2 separate regions of the Homo sapiens genome follow, and region 1 is linked to region 2. Evidence: chromatin loops called from intact Hi-C (ENCODE). Cell type or tissue: Calu3. All regions are shown on one strand. Each heading gives the region's core, and the rest is flanking DNA. Links, peaks and the distances in the headings are about the cores only. Region 1 overlaps ADAMTS6 (ADAM metallopeptidase with thrombospondin type 1 motif 6). Region 2 overlaps CWC27 (CWC27 spliceosome associated cyclophilin).

Region 1 (11,596 bases), core at 3,672-6,171, 520 kb before region 2:
TGCATTTTTTTTTTTTTTGCTTTTTTTATGATTGACATGTTCCCATATTGATTTCTGTGCAACTGGTAGAAAAGCTACCTCTTCTAATTTTATGGAGTAGGTTTCATAGGGAAAGATTAATCCATATAAATAGGTCTTGGGGTGTCAGTTTGGTGGGGTCTGTTAGCCTTGGTTCTAGATAGACACAGTAGTATTGTCTGTGTATAGTTTCTTCAGCTGTAATTCACATTAGTGGTGTTTGTGAATTTCTCAGTGACCTTGGCTGAGAGAGTTTGTTTTGATGGTGGCATAGCTTTGCCGGGGTGGGCTTGCTGGGCTATTTCTCAGGTCAGAAATGTATGCACATGGTGGGTTGGCTAGCTTGCAGTCTGACTCACTAGGTTTAGGGCCATCGTGCTATTACTCTGATTGGAAACACAGGCATGCAGTTACTTAGACAGCCTGGGGGTGTGCCTGCCAAGAGTGGCTTGGAGGGCTATTTCTCAGGTCCAGGACATGAGTGCACAGCTGCTTGGCTGGCATGGGGATGTGTCTGCCAGGGTTGGCCCACAGGGCTATTTCTCAGGCCTGTAATGCAGGCATAAGGATGTTCAGCTGGCTTGGTGGCAAGTCTGCTGGGGGCAGGCTGTTTATCTTGCCTAGGACACAGCTGCACAGCTCCTTGGTTAGCCTAGGGCGTGTTTGCCAGTGGTGGCCCACACGGCTGTTTCTTAGGCCTGGGATGTGGTCACATGACTTCTTGGCTGGCCTGGGTGGGTGTCTGCTGCAGGTGGCCCATGGGGCTATATTCCTGGCTCTGGGCTCAGGCACACAGCTGCTTGGCTGGCTGGGAGGGTGTGTCTTTCAGGGGCAGCCCATGGGGCTGCTTCTCAGGCTTGGGATTCAGACAAAAGGCTGCTTGGCTGCCCTGGGGGCATGTCTGCTGGTGGTGGAAGGTAACGCTATATTTTGGAGATCTTAAAATGCAACTTAATCATGTGTTTTGGTCAGTTTCTTCTGATAGCCATGCCTAGGCAAAAGTGACTAGAAGATTAAAGAGTTGAAAGTATCCATACCCAAAAAGTATACCAACGTTACAGTCTCAACCAAATTCTCTAGTTTTGATCTTGCTCAATTGTCCAACGTCATTATGAATTTAGGGTAAAAGAATGGCAACATATGCATTCATCTACTCACTCAAAAGTGGAACCCTGATTTCCCTAAAGTACTGGGCTTTATGTAGATTCCCTATGACCAACTTTCTTAATTCTTTTTCATCTGAAGCCGTTATTACACTTTCACGAAAAGAAAACCAAAAAAGTACCATAGGGATAAGGTGCTATTTTTCTATCCAAATTCAGAATAAAGAACATTTTCCAATTTTATTTCAGCTTTTCTTTTAATTCTTAGCATTCCAGTGTACTTCTTAGCCTAGTCTGAAGTTAGGATCACAGGCCTAAGTTTGGGGGCTTCTGCCACCTGTGGGTTGGTAAGGATTTAGTAGTGACTGATTTTTGTAAAGGGTGTTGAGAGTAAGCAATTAGAATTCCTTTTCCTCAATCTCTTCTTTCTTCAATTTGTACTGCTGCAATAAAAGTCCTAAAAGTATACCAATTATATATTTGGGATAAAGCGAGACTCCTTGCATTATTTTTCTTTGTAATTTTTCCTGAAGTGGCTTGGATCTGGAGGAAAATAAGGTAAACCCACAGTATGGCAGAGAAGAGTTGATGGGATGTAGAGTGAATATGATGCAAAGTAAAAATGAGAAAGTTAGGTAAAAGAAAGAAAGAGGGTGTGAAGTTAGTGAAGATTATTATTATAGCATAAAATTTAAAAATGATATTTAAATATAAGATGGGAGACGACTGAGAGTTATATCGAGGAACTGAAATAAGCTGGTTCATATTTGGCCTACTTTAAGAGACATTGGCTTAAGTGTAGTAGAGCTTGAATTAAATGATTTCTCAAGATTTTTACATTTGTAAGAAATATGGGGCTGACAGCACAGAGAATAGTTTGTGGGAAAGGAAAGAATCAGGAATTTATACATGAAGAAGAAGGAAAATAGGAATAAGAGAATGAATAGAGTAAGAAATATCCCACAAAAAAGAAATTGAAAAAGGTAAAATATGAGATAATAGTAAGTTTATAAAATATGTAAATAATAAACTAAAAGCAATTTTGAGTTTTAAAAAATGTCTCAAATGATTACCTTGCACTTCTGCTGAACATTTTGTTATGTGCAGGTAACATGATATTGAGTGAGTATACACAAAGTATGGAAAAATATTCATATTCATCAATTCTATATTTGAATGGAAATTAAGTATAGTGAAGTTTACCTTCAATAGAAACTTTAATGTTTCAGATTTATTATTCCCAATTTATAGTATAAATACAACTTGATTCTATATTATATAATTCATGGATAAGATGGTGTACTTTTTAATCCATGACTGAAGTCTTTCTTCTGCCCACAGTCTGTTTCTGCTATTCCATGATACATATTCAGGGAAGGCAATTATAAGAATGGCCTAAAGAAGATAAATCTATTAGAAGTAGGTATCATGGTAGATATAGCCACATATAAATTTTTTTTTATTACCTTGTCATGCCTTCCATTTATCAATCTGGAATTTTTATTGTTGCAAACTGAGCTAAGCTAGTATGTTCAGGCAAAACCTTAGGATTTGGTGGATAAAGGTTATCAGTTATAATGAAGGGAAGTTTTAGATCAAATTCCATTATAAATATAAATATCTGTAAAATAAGCAGGAAGGCACAAATATCATATTCCTTATTTTATAAGCTTGATGACATTCCAACTCTGTTATTTAGGTGCTCTGACAATACTTTGCATGAAGAGTGCCCTCAATTTGTATATGAAAATATTATGGGGACAGAATTTATTACCCTTATATTTGTTATCAGGAACCCTAATACTCCAAACCATTGAGTGGACATACAGGACAAATCTCAGATGTGTTACCTAAGTATACATCCTGCAAAGCTTGTGGGGTTTTTGTATGGGTTCATGCAAAGTGGGGCAGTGCTTCTGAAATATTTTGGCCAATCTACAGATCTGGAGCACCACTAATTTTTTCCTTCAATGCAATGAAAAACACATTTTTAACATTCATTAGACATTCATTGGCTAATTATCAAGTTTCTCTTGTGTTTATCATCAGAGACAGGCATAGCTGAAAGAGTTTCTGATTAAAGTTGGTTGTACAGAAATGTATATATGTATGTATATTCTCCCTACTCTCCCACCTCTCCCTTAGATACCCACTGTTATCCTTCCAGATTTATATCTATATATAAACTCAATCTGTATATATACTCATGGTTTGAAAAAATCCTTCTCTACTATACAAACTATTTTCTAAGTTGGTTTTGTCTATAAGAAAAACAAATCTGGTTTAGCATTCAATGTTTCAGCCTCTCTGAAATTCTCATCGTTCTTCAGATATGCCATACTCTTTCTAGACTTTGTTCCTTTGAATACTCTATTCTTTTCTTGGAATGCTTTTACTTTTCTTTTTTTTTAATCTGGCTTAATCTTTAAAACCTGTTTCAGATGTATGTCCTATATGAATCTGTTTCCTAGTTTTCTATGTGTATTCACTGTTTTGTCTGTATTTCTATATTTTGTTTTTAAGTAGGTTATGGCAATAATCATCATGATAGTAGTTAACAAATACTGATTGCATAATGTAACTCTAACTATTTTTACATTTATTTTATTTAATCTTTTTTCAACATTTTTCTGTAATATATCACTTGTGTTTTATTTCCCCAAATAGACCAAAAGTAACTTATTTATCTTTCTATTCCTAGTATATGGCACTATACCTGGGCATATGATAAATGTTCAGCAAACTGGTAGACCAGTTTTAGGAAGGGCACTGTGGAACTTGGAGGTTTAGAAATAGATTCTATTGAAACATCTGTATCTGCATTACCATGAAAAGTCTTCCTTTACGTTTTCTTGAAGACTGCTAGAAAAGGTTGTGGCTATGTAACAATAGGCATAACACACTATGTTGCAAGATAAATTGACTGTGACACCAAGAATATACTTTATGGTGCTTCGATGAGTACACTGGTACCCTCTCTATATCTTACATTCGAGGGTGTTCCAAGCATTGCAGTCCCATGGCTTACCAATTACAAAAGAAGAAATAGAGAGGATGAATATGTGAATGGTCAGAAGAGAAGTTTATGCAAGAGGAAAAGAAAATCCCTTTCCTCAAATGTAAAATGAGCAGGATGAAGAGTTTGAAATTCTAAAGATAGACAGAGGGTATCTCCAGAAATTTTAATGAGTTCAACAACCCAGTGATATGGCTGGTTATAATATACAATTTAGTCTGGTGATTGATAAGTAAGAATGGGATTATTTGCTAACCCTCTCCCCTACTAATATTGACTAATCGTTATTTATATATAATAAAAGAGAACTCTTACAACTTGAATTTCCCTGTAGTTTGTGAAGCTTTACTTTTTAACTGAAATCTTTTCGCTTCTAGCATAAAACAGAGGCAAATAAAAATTTTTAGCCTTTTACATTTATTTTTTACTCTCACTTTAGAAACTTTAAATACTTTTGGTTTTAAAAATGTTTACAAGGATATACTGAAAATGCTTAAAATAAATGTTTATATCAATATTGACAGGATTCGAAATGTAATATTTTTAAAATATGCAACATTATGGACTCAATATTTTGTATTGAGTTATAATGCAGCATGGTATAGAATAAATCTGATCAACATTAGGGAAGGTTTCTATTGACAGATTCATTTAGCCTGTTGTAAAATCACTTAAAAATATTTGTATTTTAGCCATGCTAATTTGCTGGTATACAACTAGGAGAAATATGTAATATAAATTTTATTCCCATTGTTGTATTACAATATCTTTTTTTCTTTAACAAGAACCTGTGCTAGAGTTAAAGCAACTCCAAATAGTGCCTATAGCTCAGAAGTATAAAATGCAGTCTGTGTCTGTAACAAAACCTATTCCCACAGGTTCAAAGGAGATTGGAAATAAGAAGCCACCTATTTGCGTTTTGCAGAAGTAGTAACAGTCTGCAGACAAGGTACTCTAGCTTCAAAACAGTATGGCAGATCGTTTTATGGAACTTGCGATTACAAAAATCCACTTTAACCTTTCTTTCTTACTGGCAGGTGTTCTATTGGCTTGCAGCCAGAGGCTGTGAGTGTAGTGCTGCCTGTGGTGTCCCTCAGCACTGTAGAGTGCTGAAAATGCCGACACTCCAGTTGATTGCTCATAATTGCATTAATTGTGGTCTGACAACTTCAGGAGAGAAGTATGATGAATATAGAAAAATATGTTACAAATCTGATCAGATTACAAATTTCATCTCTGTTTTCTCCATAGATATGATATCTGCACTTATAAAAATAAGCCCTGTGGAACACTGGGTAAGTTTTTTTTGGTTTTTTTTTTTTTTTTTTTTTTTTTTTTTAATAAAGGTAGAATGGTTCTGATTGTCTTTTTGGACCAATGACTTTAATCTTTATTATTAATTTGGTCATTTTCCTTTCTGTACATCTGAAATCCTAAAACCTGTTACACCCAGCCTTTGTGGATATGTCATTTACTAGGAAACAAATATTTATTACCATCATAAATATTATATAAATTTCATTGGCTTTTTTGACAACTGGAATGATTATTAAAATTAACTTAGAATATGATTCAAATTCATTAAAGAATTATAAATCGAGGTTATCACTCATGTTCATATAATCTATCTCTGTAATGTATTTTCTAGAAATACCAAGATTGTGAGAGTAAATGAAAGCAGTCAACATCTTGAAATTTCAGGCTAGAAAAGGAAAGAAAAAAAAAACACAACTAAGGATACTTAATGAAGAGGCACCAAGAACAATACTTTTTTTGGTACAATTTTGTGGAAAAAGTATAGCCCCATAAATTAAGATAGTATTGGAAATTTTATACTACCCAAACAACAACAACAAAAAATAATCTTATAAAATATTATAGCCACAGGTGAAAAGAGAGGACAGGATTATCTTTCTTGTGCTCCCTAAGGGTCATTTGTCTTTTTAAAAGCATTTTTGTAGTATTCTAGAATTTTAAAAATTACACATTGTTACAGAGCATAATTTCATAGTTAACTGCAAATACAAATGGGCAAAAAAGGTAGCTCTCCAGTAGTCTAAATTATTAAGCAACTAAAGTTATTTTAAAGGACAGAAGCTTTTTTTCTCAATTTTTTAAGGTCATAGAGACTTTTTACAGACTCAGAAGGTAAACAACTGAAGATGAATTCTCTAGTTTCTCTATGACAAGTCTCAATTTTCTTATCTGTAAAACAATAGTTATGAAATTGATTCCTATGCACCTCACAAGCATTTTGCAAAGATCAAATTAAAGTAGTTGTAGGAGGAAAAGTGTTATGCAACTGCCTGGGAAGTTCAGTGAAATATCTCTTCGGAAACTAAAATTTCTCTTGATAATTTTACCTGACTTCCCAGGCTTCTCCTACCCATTTCCCTTAGGATTTATGGCTGAAGAAGAAATCTCAAATAGCCAATGCTGAGTATTAACTATGGAGAAGCTTGCTAGTTAAAAAGCATAATGGAGACAGAGCTCTCTTTGCTGAGCGAGCTCACATCAAAAAGATTTACTTTGTAGTGTTTTAAGCTAACAAGACCAACATAATCCAACAGAGGGGACTCTGAACTGGGAACTAACAACTGGCTTTGACAGTTTCAGTACATTAACTTTTACAGTGTATTTAAGCTCTTTGTTCCTCAATTTTGTTATCTATGATGTAGGAGTAATATCTGCCCTTATGCTACATGGACATGGTTAAAATCATTTAAGGAAAAAAATGTAGATGTATTTAGTAAAGAGGTTTATAAAAATGAACTGGTATTATTTAATGTAGAAATTGCCTATTCTTTTAAACTTACCCCCCATATTTACTGTTCACAGATTCTCTAAGTATTTATTAAGTGTTCAGTCAATTTTAGATATAATAGACACTAGACCTCAAATCAGGTGCACATATTAGCCAGAGCTAGTATTTTTCTAGTGTATCTATATTTGAAGAAATGTGTATATACACACATACACACATTTGCACATATACACTCTCTCTCTCTCTCTCTCTCTCTCTCTATATATATATATATATATATATATACCCTCACTGTCTCTCCCTATATATATATTCTGCTTTTTGAAGGTAGGTTATTTACATATGCTCTTCATTGTATTAGATTGGTGCAAATTACTTTGCACCAACCTAATGACATTGGTAAGACACACATACAGTGAATTTTACTTTTATTTTGATAAATAAAGTATTTTGAGAAATAAAGTATTTTGAGTACTGCCTAGTACTTTGATTGTCATTATTGGCAAAGATTTGAGGTGTTTTCCTATGCTACTTCTCATTTTATTTTTCTCAAAATAATGTGTTCTAACTTTGATAGTTTATTAATTTATAGAATCAGTACATTAATAGGTATGTGTCAATGCACTTTCAAGCTCAATATAAGTTATTTTTCAAATTATAAACTTGTATATTGTTTTTATACTACTTCTTGTGAAAACTGAATGAGCTGCATATATATGTATATATACACACACACGTTTTAACTTCATCTATGGAAAATATATTATCAGTACAGAATTGAGCAGATTACTTTTTAAGTTGTATTCTAGTCACTTTCATATTGGTTTTTATACTGATTTTTCCATAGTCTTTTGCTTAATAATTCTGATGACCAATTGTAACATGGCTAAGTAGGCTTAAGGGTGCAAACTGTGGCCATCAAGCTGAGGAAACCTAAATGACCGAAATAGTTATCAAATCGCCATTAACACAATCACACATAAGAATTTTGACAGTCTCAATTTTATAGGTATACAGAAAATTGTGGGGGGTTGTGAAAATACATTAGCATTTAAAATACTTTCATTTTAGTTAAGATTTAGCTTTATATTTCAATAAGTAGGAATTTTCCAAGTATATTCTTTCTGAAGTTGTTGTTCTAGCAGAGATAATAATTTTATATAAGATGGCAGAAGTAAATCTGTGCTTGTAAATACACCTTGAGGAGTCATTGAGAATTCTCAATTGAAAATACAGCCACATGGCACATACCAAAAAACGACACAACAACAACAAAACCCAAAAGCTAACCCATGGAATAATAGATTTTGGGAAATGTAAGAAACATTAATTTAACAATAATTATTCTTAGTAATTCTGCTTTTCTTTTGAAAAAACATACATTTCATAAAGGCCAAAACAGAAACAGTATTCAGAGTGGCTTTGTTCTTCCCATATAATAGGCCACATTGAACCAAATAACTTAAAGCCAGATAATATAATGCAATTTTTAAAAAAATATTTCAGGTATTTTCCTATTCTACTTCTCATTTTATTTTTCTCAAAATAAAAGTAAAATTCACTGTGTGTGTCTGTCTCTTTCTCTCAGTGGAGATTGGAAATGACATTCATTAAAATATTTTAAATATTTAAACAAATATTAAATATTAACCAAAAATTAACTGAAACAAAAAAATAAGTTATCCTGCTCCACTTTTTACATTCTCTTTTTCAGGTCCCAATACCTCTAATGAATGGAAGGGCAGCCCAGGGGTATCACCAGTATTTATAACTCTGTGAGGCAGAAATCAACTCCCTCCCCAACTCTTGCCTGTCTCGCATAAAACAGTAGGAAAAGCAAACGATCTATTAGCAAATCCAGCATTAATCTCATCTCTGTTCCAATGTAGCTGTTGATACTCATATTAGAAAATACAGAGAAACACAACTTCTAGAGCTTTCTTGTCAGTAAAAATATGGATTGAATACCATTTATTGTTTCTAATTAGTACAGCTGGGAAATTATACCTAGCACAGAACATTGCTTACTGTATTCAATAAATATTCATTGAATTGAATCGAAATCACTTTTGGTGGGAAAGTAATTATTAATGTTTGGGTGATGATAGTAGACTACTGACCATAAAAAATGTTTTTCCTACTTCCCCTTCAACTTCTAAATAACTTTTTGTTTCTATGTGCATGAAATATGATTTGGCATCTGTTTCCTTATAAGAGATGACATTTTTGCTTTTGCACAAAAATTCTTTTTTTAAGCACTGCTTTAAAGTTCTGTAGTATTTCACACAGCATGATATTCATTTGAAAGTAAATATTAAAACTTCTACATACTAAAATCCCCAAGGGGAGAATACCTTGAGTAACATAACATTTCACTGGAATCAGCGAATTAACACCATAGTATTTGCTTTATTAGTAAAACTCTAATGCATTGAAGTAAGGGATAGGAGAGAGGAAAAACGACACTGAATGTGTGAATGACTTTCCTCCTATTAAAATACTAAAAGAAATTGTTGCATCACTGTCAGGATTAATTTGAGATTAAAAAAAATGCAAAAACCTCCCATCTTTAACAGTTCTCCTTTCCATCTTTTGAATCATTCATTTTATTTTTTAATAAAAATATCACTTAAAAAATAATTTGGGATTCCCCCTTTTTTTGGTAACTAGAAAGTTGCTTGTATATTTTTATGAACCCACTAAACTTAAACAGATCTCTTTAGAAAAATAATGTGGATATATTTTGCTTTCTACAGCCTGAAGAATGTTAAAATAGAAATGCTTTCTTGAATTCCCTCTTCTGGCTCAAGTTACTAGGTGGTCCCAAGTTACCAGAAGTAAAATTTATAAATCTAACCCCTAGTCTAGACATTTTCCAGCACTGACTGCAGTTCAAAAAATATTAATGTCTAGCCGGCAAAGTGAAATTCCCCCCAGTGATTTTGCAAATGACTAGAAAGTTAACCTTTTGCCAACGGCTCCTTCTGTGCATGGAGGTTATTAAAAAGAATCCAGGCATTTATAAATATAGGCTTTTAAAGACTGAAACACCTTGGCTTGACCCTTTGTGTCTCTTTCTGTTTATTCAGGCTTGGCCTCTGTGGCTGGAATGTGTGAGCCTGAAAGGAGCTGCAGCATTAATGAAGACATTGGCCTGGGTTCAGCTTTTACCATTGCACATGAGATTGGTCACAAGTGAGTGAGTTTAAGAAAATCAAAATAAATTTTAGAACTCTGCTCTTGAGCAACTTGTAACTACTGTATGGAAAGGCTGTGCTGAACCTTATTTTACTACCTTTTTGTCTGATTCCAATAGATGATGTTATTATTGTGGGTATTGGGATAAATCACCTGAAGAACTGGAGACTTGTTAGATAATCTTTGTTATTCAAAGAGTAGTATCCTCAGTGGTGAATGCACCACATTTAAGTTTTTGTTCAGTCTCCTCAATACCTGTTTCCTTATAAAGTCCAGTTATTTAAATGATCTTTATTTTCCTCAAGTGACAATGCATATATATTTTAAAATCATTGACGTCACTACCATAAAATGTATTTTTAGTTTTCACTCTTCATACAGCTGTCAGCATCCCTTTTCCAGGCATAAAGTTTGTGCAGACATTGCTATGTAACTTGTATTTTCAGGTGCATTTGTATGTCATTGATAAAGAAAAAAAAAACTGCAAGAAGTACACAATACCATCCTCCTTTCTTTCTAGGAGGACCTGAAGGTTTTAATGTTTGTTTTAAGTGAACCTGTGCCAAAGGAAAAACTATCTTATGTACCCTGCCCCCACCCATGCAAAAAATACCATTTTTAAAATTTTAAACAACAGGCAGTAGTAATATGAAAGCCTATTCATGTGGAGGAAGAGAAGCTTGATAATACTTTTTTTTTAAAATTTCAACATTTGTGTTGAAATTTGACTGAAAGATGACTTGCCTCAATTAGTCAATTTCTAAGCTGATTCTGATGCTTTTATAAAGGTAAAAACTAAACAAACGAGCTTCCAATTTACTAACAGGATTTTTTTTTTTTAGCAGGAAAGCTCTTCTAAAACAGAAACAGTTGACGTTTAGCAAATGACTAATTATATCTGCTAACAAAAAATGAGAGAAAACTTTAAAATGTTAGTCAAGCATTTTTAGCTAAAACAACCAGCTTACTTGCAAGAACTCCTGACATTTGTAGAATTTAAGTTTTATATTCTGCTTTTTTTGGTGGCGTCATAGATAGGGGAAAAAGAACAAATAAAAATCAATGTTTTTTATATACTTACCTCAGAGGTAATTCCTGAGGTAAATCTGTAGTTCAGCTTTTTTGTTGTTGTTGAAGTGGAGAGTAAAATTGGGTCAGTCGGCTGCATTATTTCAAAATTGCAATCAAATTTTATCAAGTTGATATGATTTAGGTGTAAATTTAAATAAACAGCAAGTTTCAAACCCGGCTTGATTCAGACACAGGAAAAGTCAGTATTACACTCTTAATGAAGACTTTAAAATATTGGTATTCTACTTTCCATTGTAATAAACATCAGGTGAATAAAAGGAAAAGCCCCCCCTTAACCAAGCAGTTTATCTTTAATTCACTTAAAAATCTGGCTAATTAATGACTGTCATACTCTTATGCAATCAAACTGAATTTATTAGGTTCTGTTAGATTCAGTTAAATTGGAAGGTTAGGAAAAGTAACATA
Region 2 (11,596 bases), core at 3,259-5,758:
TATATCCTTGGTACACCATTCTAATATCCCATTCCTTAACCCTCATCTCAACGGAGGTATAATATGGCAGTTAAGTCAAGGATATCTGTGTTTAAATCCTATATTGCCAAGTTCTGGGAGAGTAATCCTGAATAAGTTAAACTTTTAAAAACACAATTAGGGAAAGGTGGGAAAGCTCTCTAACTTCACCATTCTTCCCCTACTCTTTTTGCAATACCACTCTGATCCTATGGTAAAGAGAGCAGCTTCAGGATTTTCTGCAAAACAAAAAACTAAGGGTTAGTACTAGAATGTAAGCTCTATGTTCCCTGCAGTAGAAGATTAAAACAGGTAAGTTTTAAAAACAAATATGCCTTAAACTTTCTTTTCCTCTAGTTCCTTATTCACTATATGCTGAAGTGTGAAGTAACAATACATAGAAAATGTTAAATCCTTTTTGGCTTAATAGTCCATCTCAGCAAGGATATTAACATATTTTCACGTTTATTTGCCTCATCTATTATCTTTGGGGAAATATCTGTTAAGCTCTTGTGACCATTTAAAAAATTACTTTGTTGGCCGGGCATGGTGGCTCATGCGGTCAAGACATTGAGACCATCCTGGCCAACGTGGTGAAACCCCGTCTCTACTAAAAATACAAAAATTAGCTGGGTGTGGTGGCACGTGCCTGTAATCCCAGCTACTTGGGAGGCTGAGGCAGGAGAATCACTTGAACCATGGAGTTGGAGGTTGCAGTGAGCCAAGATTGCTCCACTGTACTCCAGCCTGGCGACAGAGTGAGACTCTCTCAAAAAAAAAAAAAAAAAAATTGCTTTGTTTTCTTATAGTTGAATTTTAAGAGTTCTTTATATATTCTGGATACAAGTCTTTTATCAGATATATGGTTTGCAAATATTGTTTTCCCAGTCTGTGGCTTGTTTTTTAATCTCCTTAAAAGCATCTATCACAGAACCAAAGGTTTGTTTTTTTTTTGATAAAGTTTACTTCATCATTTTTGTCCACAGATCATGCTTTTTGTGTTTAAAAACTCACTGTCAAACCCCAAGTTCATACAGATTTTCTCTTTTTCTTCTAGAAGTGTAATAGTTTTATGTTTTGGTCTATGATCCATTTTGAGTAAATTTTTATATAAAATATAAGGTATGTATCAAGATTTATTTATTTGCACATAGATCTCCAATTATTCCAGTACCATTTGTTGAAAGGACTATCATTTTTCAATCCAATTATCTTTGTACCTTTGTCAAAAAAATCAGATGACTATATTTGTGTAGGTCTGCTTGTGGACTCTGTATTCTGTCCCACTGATCTATCTCTCTATCTTTTAACCATCTTTTCTTTTTTTTTCCTTCTTTAAGATTTAATAGGTATGTCACACTCTAGATATTGGTTCACATATACTTAAGTGGCTCTTCTAGTTCAAGGTATCATACTCTGTAAAAGGATTTCTTTTTGTTCTAAGAATTAGAATGAAAATATAACAACAACAACAACAACAAAAAGTTAAACAGAACTTGAGTGATGTGAAGCAGATAAAGACTGTTGTACAATAGCACAATATACTAAGGCCAGGTCACTGCTCTGGCTGAAAACTGGGAGTTGTTTCACCTTAAAGAGCCCAGATGAAGTGTGCCCTTTGGCATAGTATATTTCCATGTCAGATTTACAGCTTTGTAAGGTTTTATTTGTTTCCATTTTGTTTATACCCGGTTTAGGTGCCAGGTGTTCATCTAAAGTAATCTTGAGCAGTTACAGTATTTAAAAAAAAGAACAGTTCAAATAAATACACAGCATCAACTTTCAAACACTCTTAAAATATTAGTTAAAACTTTTGAAAGAATAAACTGAAAATTTTCTCATATATGTCTTTGTTGGAATAAACACTATTTATCAGTTTTATGAAAATTATTTAGTAGGGGTTTTTATACATATTAATAGCAAAAAGCTCTGAATGACCTTAAACTGCATGAATTAAGGTAATTCAAACATTCTCCCAAACTATGACCATAATACCAAAGACTGAAAGCAGTGATGCTGCAATTTAACCATCCTTAGGTTGTAATTCCTTTCTAAAGGCAAGAGTCCTAAGTTGTCAGTTTGTGTTGCAGGCCATGCTTAAGTACTATAATAGGTGTTTTGTCCCCGTATTAGTCCATTCTCACGCTACTAATAAAGATATAACCAAGACTGGATAATTTATAAAGGAAAGAGGTTTAACTGACTCACAGTTTCACATGGCTGGGGAGGCCTCATGATCATGGCAGAAGACAAAGGAAGAGCAAAGTCACATCTTACATGGTGACAGGCAAAGACAGCGTGTACAGGGGAACTCCCCTTTATAAAACCATCAGATCTAGTGTGACTTATTCACTATCATGAGAACAGCACGAGGAAAGACCCAGCCTCATGATTAATTACCTCCCACTGGGTCCCTCCTACAACATGTGGGAATTAAGGGAGCTACAATTCAAGAGGAGATTTGGGTGGGGACATAGCCAAACCATATCAGTCACCCTTTTTTAACTTTATTTTAGGTTCGGGGGTACACACGAAGGTTTCTTACCTAGGTAAATACATGTCAGAGGGGTTTCTTGTATATATTACTTCATCACCCAGGTATTATTAAGTCCAGTATGATGTCCCTTTTGTCCCACTGAAAATTATTATAGTTCACTGACACAATTTAGAAATAAAGCTAGTTTGGCTAACAAAAGGAAACCTCTCACTTTGTCTCCTTAAAGTCAAGTGACCATTGTCTTCTGCAAACATCCGAACCTAGCATTAAAAAGACAAAATAATCTAGATCCCAACTTGCTTTTTAACTTTATTTGCCTTTATTCACCTATGCTCCCAACATATACGAAAAAGCTAAGCAACATGTGTATTTTCATTACTAATTAATTGACCATAAAACCTAGGAGCAAATATCTTTAAATAGCTACTAAAAGGTAAGCACATTTTGTTCTATAATTATTTTCATACTATACAGCACAGGCTAAAACAATAAAAGGAACAAAACATAATTTTTAAAACTTCACTAAAATACTAAGAAATCCTACCTGAGAATGAGTATAAAGCCAAACAATAAGGCTGTTGAATAACTGCAATGTTATCCTGGTCTTTGATTTCTGGGCTATTCTCCAGTACCATCAGGATTAGATAACCTCACCTTCTATCACACTAAATGTATTTCCACAGGTCAGCTACATATATCATTTTTTATAGGTGACTAGACATGTACATACATACTTCACCCAAAACTTACTCTTACCAAACAGCAGCAGGATATAAAATACAAGGTCCCATAACACCCTAGTCTTTGTCCCAGGCCTATGTAATATTTATCTGGATGCTTTGGAGCCAAGCCAAAGGCTTTTCGTTTTAACTTCATTAAACAAAGCCTGTCTTTAAAATATTTCAAGTTACTGTCAATATTGTGAGCAAAAAAAGCATATCCGGAAATTCTATTAATTTGTAATGACTAATAAAACTAAAGTAAACGCTTATCTAAAAGGAAGAAGAAATTGGCAGGAAGTCATTATATAACTTTCAAAGCTAAGAAAACATTCTTTTTTCAATAGAATCAAGAAAATCAAATATACAGTAAGGACAAATCTAACTTCCTATCTATTGAGTACATACATACCTTTGATCTAATGAATTTCCAGAACAAATTGAAAATACAGATTAAAAAGAAGTGATTCAGCAACTTAAACTCATATGCCAATTAACATCTGCCTTTGACCTTAAGAAAAGTACTTTTCAGAAAGAGCAGAAACCCACCAATTATCATATAATTTTTAGACTTTTAAAATAAGATAACTGTAAAGAAGTAGGTAAATCAACACCATAAATGTTAAAATGAAAAGCAGGCTAAGTTCACAACATAAAATTAGGAATTAGAAAAAGCAGTAACATGTATTAAGGGTCTCTAAAAGAAATGTGAGTACACAAAAAATAAATCAAATGTGAAATTACATTTAAAGATATAACAAGGCACTGATGTGCTTCAAAATAAAAATGGAAATCCTACTGAAGGCTTAACACTCACATAGGTGCATTTAAATGGTAAAAACAATTAAATCAATATATATGCACACACATAAATTAAATAACTGAGACTCATGGTATAGCTATATCTAAATAATAAAGAGTAAGGAGGGAGGAGAGATCAAATATCACTAACATATCAAAACTAGCAAAAAGCTAGGAAATAATCATAATGAATTCTGTGAGACTTCAAAGTAGGTCATTACTGAATGGTTTATATTGTGTCTGCTGTTATAAGACAATTACACATAAAGGCCAAGATTCAGTAAAACTAACAAAATTAAACAAATCCACTCATTTAGAAGATTAATGTTGATAAACACTACAGTGGTTGTTAGTTCTTAAAAAGTTGTAGAACTTTGTAGAAAAAAATGATTTCTAAATTATATACTAAACCTACTGAGGTTTTGTTGTTGTTGTTGTTGTTTTAGAGGAGTAGATCCTAACATATGTATTTTATGAAAGTCAAGCAAATTTTATAAATTTGTCTTTAGGTCACTTGAATAAGTACCCCTGGTAGAATAGAGGCAAATTGTTTTAAATAGTATAGTCTGAAAAGGCCTCTCTGTTAAGATGATATTTGAGCAAGGGACTGAACAAAAAGAATGAATGGCTACTAAGAATAACTCAGAGAAGAAAGTTTCATGCTGAGGTAACTAGAAGTGCAGAGGCCTGAAAGAGGAGTGACCTTGGTATGAGAAGAATATGCTTGGTGCAAAGTGAGCAAAAAGAGTAAAGTGGGTAATAGCACGGCCAAAACATATGAGAAAGTAAAAGGATATGAGGACCAGGACACAGAGTGAAGGGGTTGCCCTTGCCAGAAGAAAATAGATTCAGATGCAGATAGGTAGATTTGGTGGTGGGAAAAGGAACAAGTTCTCTCTCACTGCTTCTGTTTCTTAATGAAATACAAGGTGATCAGCCAAAAGTGAGAAGAGGGGTAGAGATGCTGGGTGTTGCAAAGTGATATGACTCTCTTCCAGGAAAAACAAGAAAATCAACTACAAAAACTATTAGAAATAATGATGCAGCCATTCGTTTCCTCCCTGCTGTATTCCCATCTTAGAGAACCTGCTCTATTCACAGGCCTGAAAAAAAGCTGCCTTGTATCATTTTGGGTTCTACCACACATAAGAGAAATTTCAAATAATGTGACTGAATCAACCTGAAAGGTAGTTTATCTCATATAGGAAATGTCCAGAGGTAGGCATTTCAAGCTGCAACAATGGTTCCACGAAGTCTTCAAGGACGCATGCTCCTCTCTATTCTACCGTCCTTAGCTCAAGTCATCAAATCTGTGTGCCAGGCTGACAGGAAGAGGCAGGTACGAAAGAGGGCTAGCTTCTTTCTTCCTTCCTTTAAAAAAGACGGCCTGAATGTCTGACACATTTCTGTTTCACCTCTTTAGCCAAAATTTGGTCATACGACCATACTTAACAATGAAGGAGACTGATGAATGTGTTTCAGTTAAGCAGCCATGACTCCAGTTAAACACTGGCATTCTGGTAAGAGGGAAGGAAGGATAGATGTTGGAGGAGCTACCCATCCTTGCCACATCTGCATACTTCGTGGCTTTCCATTTCCTCTATCAATGGCATAATTGAGTGGACACCTGACCTGGGCCACGCCAATAAGATTCTCTCTCCCAAATATTCAGATTTTGGACACAGAAATCCAGTCAATTTACTTCTGAAGAACTCAACTGCAACAAGTAGCAGACTAGAGCTCTATGGAGAAAACAGGTATGTGAGGATAATGGAACAAATGAATAAAAGAAAAGTATAAGAGAAAAGCTGCAAAAAAAGAGAGAAAATGTAACTTCCTGACAACTTGCTTTCTTGAAAAGACTGTATGCAATTCTTTTATCTGGATTCTATACAACTCCCCTATTCCTTCATACAGAAATTCCTTTACTTGAGCTAATTTGAGTGGGTTTCTATTCCTTATAACCAAAGGATTCTTAAGATATCTAATAAGAAAGTTACAATTTAATGTTGTATGTATATGAAGTGTTATTCATCTGTGAAATTATGGAAGATATCCACTGTATTCTTCTCCACCCTTGGGTGTAAAGACTGATAAGATAAAATTTCCTTTAGAATTTTGTACTTCTAGAAGTCTGAAATAACTAGGAATTGATATATAGTTTTTTTAAAAATTCAGGTAATGGTAATTATATAATTTTTATTATATTTGCCATTTTCTTCCTCCAGGCTGCCAGGAATATGATGATCAAACTTACTACATAGTCATAGATGTAGACAGCAATTTCTGTTTAAATCGTAGAGACTGTAGTAGATTGCATTATCTTTTCCAACAGTTCACTGCTCCTCCCTATGAAAGGTTTATACTTCATCCTATTGACATCAGGCTTAACGATATAACTTGCTTTGGCCAGTGAAATAAAGTGGCATATGCCAATTCGAAGCAGACGCTTTAAGAGCCAGCATATCATTCCTTCATCACTCTTTTCCTCCTGCCATGAGAGTAGCACATTTCAGAGAGGAGCTGTTCCTTCATCCCAGGCCTAGAATGAAGATGATGTGGAGCAGATCCACAGCTGCCCATCAGGATGTAGCCAGAGCAAGAAAACAAATATTAGCTGAGATTTTTAAGCCACTGAGATTTGGGTGCATAACCTAATATAGCTGACTAATAAAGAAAGCAATTGAATAAGAAACAATTCAGGATATACGTTTATGTGTAGCAAAACAGAGGTATATCAGAAAGGACCAACAGGGCAAAAATATCTGAGGAGAGGAGTAGGAATATCCAGTGTTCCTATCTCAATGCTTATTACTACTACTTCTTAGCCAGTCTTCCAAGCCAGAAAACTAGGAGTCATCTGGAATATACCTTTGGTATATTTGAAATATACCTTCAGGTCTCCTACATCCAATCTGTTACCATGTCTTAATAAATCTACCTCCTTAATATCTCTCAAATCCATCCCCACAGATACTACACCTTAGTTAGGCCCTTATTACTTCTCCCTGGACTAGTGTAATAATCTAATTCGTCTTTCTGCTTCAGTCTCCTTCTAATCCATCCCCTATGCTTACAAAGAGTTATATTATAATATATGTGAAATAATGTCACATCTTTGCTAGAAACATTTCATGTCAGTCTTTCTTTAGCTGGACACACATGACTTGGCTCTGGCCAACCCCTCTCTAGGCTCTGTAGAGGTGTCATACCATTGCAGGTTCAAGTACTGGTGTCGCTGCTTTCTAGCTATGGGACATAATGCAAGTCACTTAACCTCTTAAAGTACAGTTTTTACATTTGTAAAAGAAGGATCATAAAACAAAGTATATCTTATACCTTTGCTGTGGAAGTTATATTAGGGAAATAAGTTGATTTAGCAAAGTGTCTGACCCCAAGGTAGAATAATAATAAATATCTGTGGAATAACAGAACAATTTCCTAGCCAGAACACCTATGAACCCTTCACAGCCCTTATTCATTTGTATAGGTTAGGTATTGTTTTCAAGTTGCTTATTAGAAACTAAGCAACTTGAAAGGAGACTGATACTTACTAATTTCAGTATTTTGGGCCCCAGTGCAGTACCTAGTTCAAAGGAAGAACTAAATGACTGTGCAAAACCGAAGTGGTATCCAAAGGGTAGTAAAGCCCCTGAACAGTTGCAGGGGTGTCCAATCTTTAGGCTTCCCTGGGCCACACTGGAAGAAGAAGAGTTGTCTTGGGGCACACATAAAATACCCTAACACTAATAATAGTTGATGACCTAAAAAAAAAAAAAATCGCAAAAAAAATCTCATAATGTTTTAAGAAAGTTTGCCAAGAAAGCCCAGGATGGGCTGCATTCAAAGCCATCCTGGACTGCATGTGACCCATGGGCCACGGGTTGGACAAGCTTGAGTTAGAGGAAAAGGGGAGTAAAAGAAGAGCTAGAGATAGCAAAAATAAAATCACTAATTATAATTTTCCCTCAGGCTCTTGCATAACTTCATGTACTTCCAACTTTGTGTAAAACAAAGAAGAACTTTACTTCTTCAGTGGCCCTTCTCTTCCCAAACTATACTTTCCAATTTAATTTACAGGGAATTCACAGTATATGGCCTAAAAAGGCCAGAAAGCAGTGAATATTTCACAATTTTTCAACATGACTATATTTGTTCCGGGGTAGAGACCAATGCTGAATAACTTAAAGAATGTTTTTCTGCACATAATGTCAAATCTATGTTTCAAATGCACAATTCTATTCCCTATAAACTGATGCAGTGAGATCAATGGATTCTAACTCTCAAGGATAATATAAATCAATACATTCTAAAGAGATGCAAATACCTCTTTTCTATTTTGACAAGAGAAGCTTCTCCCACATGTGCATTTCACTGCTTCCTGTCTGCCATACAAAATCTAATTGTAAAAACAGTAGGGTTGTCATATTTCTGATATACATAGCTGAAGTTCAAGGATTTTTTTTGTTTGTTTGTTTTGAAGGTGATTCCTTGGATACGGATTAACTGGTTCTCAATGAACTGAATAGGCACTTTAAAAGTGGTATTTTTATTTCAAGTGGCCCAAGAAACAGTTTAGTCCAGAATATCCAAAAATTATTGCTATTAATGTCCAAACAGAAGAAAAATGGAAGCTTGCCAGAAATGCTAAATATAGTATGGTTTCTATTACAATTAATACTATTCCAAAATTTTAACCATAACTGGTAAAGGCAATTAAAACAAACCACCTAGTCTACATTGAGAGATTATGCAACATTATTTAAATAATTGAATATAATGTTAAAGTGTTATTCCTTTTAAATAGTAGCTCCAAAAAATGACTTATTTTATTAGCATCAGAGTCATACATATGAAATTGCTGATATTTGACTGTTTTTGATTTGCAAAAATGGCAATTTTTGTTCAACCCTTTTAAATCTGGTATTTTGATCTTTTCCTGAAATATATACTGCCTACTTAACATCCATAGCACTTTGTATGCACGTCTAGCAGAGCGCTTGTCATACTGAATTGTAATTAATTGTTGACAATTCTTATTCTTACACTATATTGTGAACATTTCCAGATAGAAACCATATCTCCTTTATTTTCATGTTCCTGGAGCCTACCACTTCCTGGCACGCACCAGTTCTTACACAGTGGCTGGGAACACGAATAACATATATTTGAGAATAGAATGATTGGTTAGGAAAAAATATACAAAAATAAAAATCAAGTTCTAGTAAAAATTAGCATGTAAATTTCATTAAACCTGAGACTGGTCCAAAGCTTAATATTTGCTGTTAAACAGAAAGATTTCCTGAAAATACAACATTTGGATTACTACTACTCCATACCAAAGCAAAAAAACAACTGCAAATTTTCTTTATTCAGAGACCAACTACCCAGTATATAGATCTTGGATTTCTATTTCTCTTCCTTTCTTTTACTGTCTGCTTCAGTCCAACACGTTGGGACAAAAGAGAATGAAAGGAAGCAGAAATGTTCTAGTCCTAGTTAATTTCACTCTTTGCTTATAAATCTTCTGTGAGATGAAGAGAGGCACATCCTAGAGATGATAATTTCAATGGTTTGAATTGGGTTGTTATAATATCTGTGGGTTTCAATGTTTGTTACTAACCTGTTTTTTTTAATTTGTACTATCATTTAAAAATGTATACTATCCTTTAAATTTTTGAAATTTAAATATTGAACTATCTTTTTAAATTTCCTAAAGCAAACAATGTTTATTTACTAAGGATAACTCTGTACTTCCTAAATCTAACCATAAAGTAAGAGAATCCAGACACAAAGTACAGTAAGAGTCAAAAATTATCTAAGTACGAGAAGAAGCTTATTAATTTTTCTGAGAAGTCTAGAAATTCTGGGGAAAAAATATCCAAAGTTCCATAAGAATTCCTAATCATATATTTCAAACCCAACAAAAGAAGATCTGAAACACTAACAGCTAATTTAGGTGTTCATCCAGACCTTAGAAGGTATGAAAACATGACTCTATTATCCCATGCTCCACAATTTAGAGCTTAATCAATTCATAAGATCTTTATTTTCAACTTCAATATTCATATCTAAATTCCTGATGCTATCATTATAGTTATATATCTCATATTCAGTCAACCTAACAGAACTCCTGAGCAAAACACAAATTCCAGTTAACTTTATCAAATAAGATCATTTTTTCTTAAAAATGGAACAGTGCTGCAGTCAACTAAACATGGCATATAAGTAGAACATGGCTGATAAAGTTAGAACCTGTTCAAACACTAAGACTGATGCCCTTCTAGTTAACCGTAAAGATTATCATGAAATTTTTAATGATTGTGATTTTAAGGTATATGTTAAGATTTCTTTCATTTATATTTCAATTTGATGTAATTAATTTAGAATCACAATAAAAATTTAGAATCACAATAAAATTATAGATGATAGAAATTGCACAATAAAAGATAGCATTACTATAATGCTGTAATCATCCTAACAAACCACTGATTTTTTACTATCTGGTCCACTTATTACAGCTGATTTTATTGTTTAGTCATTTATTATGTATCAATATACAGATGCTAAAAACAAGCAGGAAAGACAACACAATCTGATTTACATGATCAACTTGCAGTAGCTGAGCTCCACCTACAGGCAAAAAAGGATTCTTTACAATAAGCTTTAAAATAGGACTTTCCAAAACAAGCTGCAAACTACCCCAGTTTTCATCAACCTTGGCTGGATATTAGACTTACATGGAGTGTTTTTAAAAATTTCTTATGGCTGAATACCAAAATTTATGAACAGCTTGTTCAGGAATGGGATGATTCAAATGTACAAACAAGGTTGAGAGATACTGATTTTATTCCTTATCAGCCACATTTTAAAAAAACATTAGAAACACCCAAATATCTTATTTTCTTTCTCTAAAATTACTTGATTCTCACTTTCTTGACCCTTTTATCTTTCTTAAGATTAAAATCAAGTGCAGCTGAGATAAATGTCTTAACCCTGTTGAACTGCAAAAGTTCTGTGAAAGACCTGAGGTAACCCTACAAAATATCATCCACTTTTACATTATTCTATACCTCAGAAATAATCAAGGAGGTATGTGTTTGGGAGTAGAATTCTTAACACTGAATGCATATTAGAATATCTACAGAGCTTTGATAAAGTATATTGCCCCAAATTAATGTATGCTCTTAGATGTGAGAAAAGTAAATAGCATTAAAAAAATACTTAGAGGAGTAAATTTAACCAAGAAGCTAAAAGATCTGTCTGCTGAAAACTATGTAACATTGAAAGAAATTGAAGAAGGCACAAATAAATGGAAAGATATCCCATTCTGGATTCATGGATTGCAAGAATTAATATTAAAATGTCCATACTACCCAGAGTGATCTACAGATTCCAGGCAATTTCTATCAAAATTACAATGTCATTTTTCACAGAAATAGAAAAAAAAATCCTAAAATTAGTATGGAACCAGAAAAGACCCCAAATAGCCTAAGCAATCTTGACCAAAAAGAACAAAGTGGGAGGCATCACGCTCTCTGATTTTAAAATGTATTATAAA

The links. Hi-C counts contacts between places; a loop is a spot of excess contacts. Peaks named below come from ENCODE experiments on the same cell type or tissue, not always from the same donor. Only the 100,000 strongest peaks of a DNase experiment are listed, where the experiment ranks them.
Region 1: it touches region 2 in a loop (4-fold over the local background); 2 of 110 quality-filtered maps call a loop at or near these places.

What each region holds. Positions count from the first base shown.
Region 1 is chr5:65,327,878-65,339,473 of GRCh38, reverse strand. ADAMTS6 (ADAM metallopeptidase with thrombospondin type 1 motif 6) reads left to right here. Exons shown (of 25, transcript NM_197941.4): 8 at 5,389-5,432; 9 at 9,991-10,096. Among named protein-coding and RNA genes, the nearest start is that of ADAMTS6, 150 kb to the left of the region's middle. In Calu3, for the core only: no CTCF peak of the experiment used is centred there; a DNase peak (open chromatin) is centred at 5,183.
Region 2 is chr5:64,810,299-64,821,894 of GRCh38, reverse strand. All of the region lies in intron 10 of CWC27 (CWC27 spliceosome associated cyclophilin), which reads right to left. Among named protein-coding and RNA genes, the nearest start is that of CWC27, 47 kb to the right of the region's middle. In Calu3, for the core only: no CTCF peak of the experiment used is centred there; no DNase peak of the experiment used is centred there.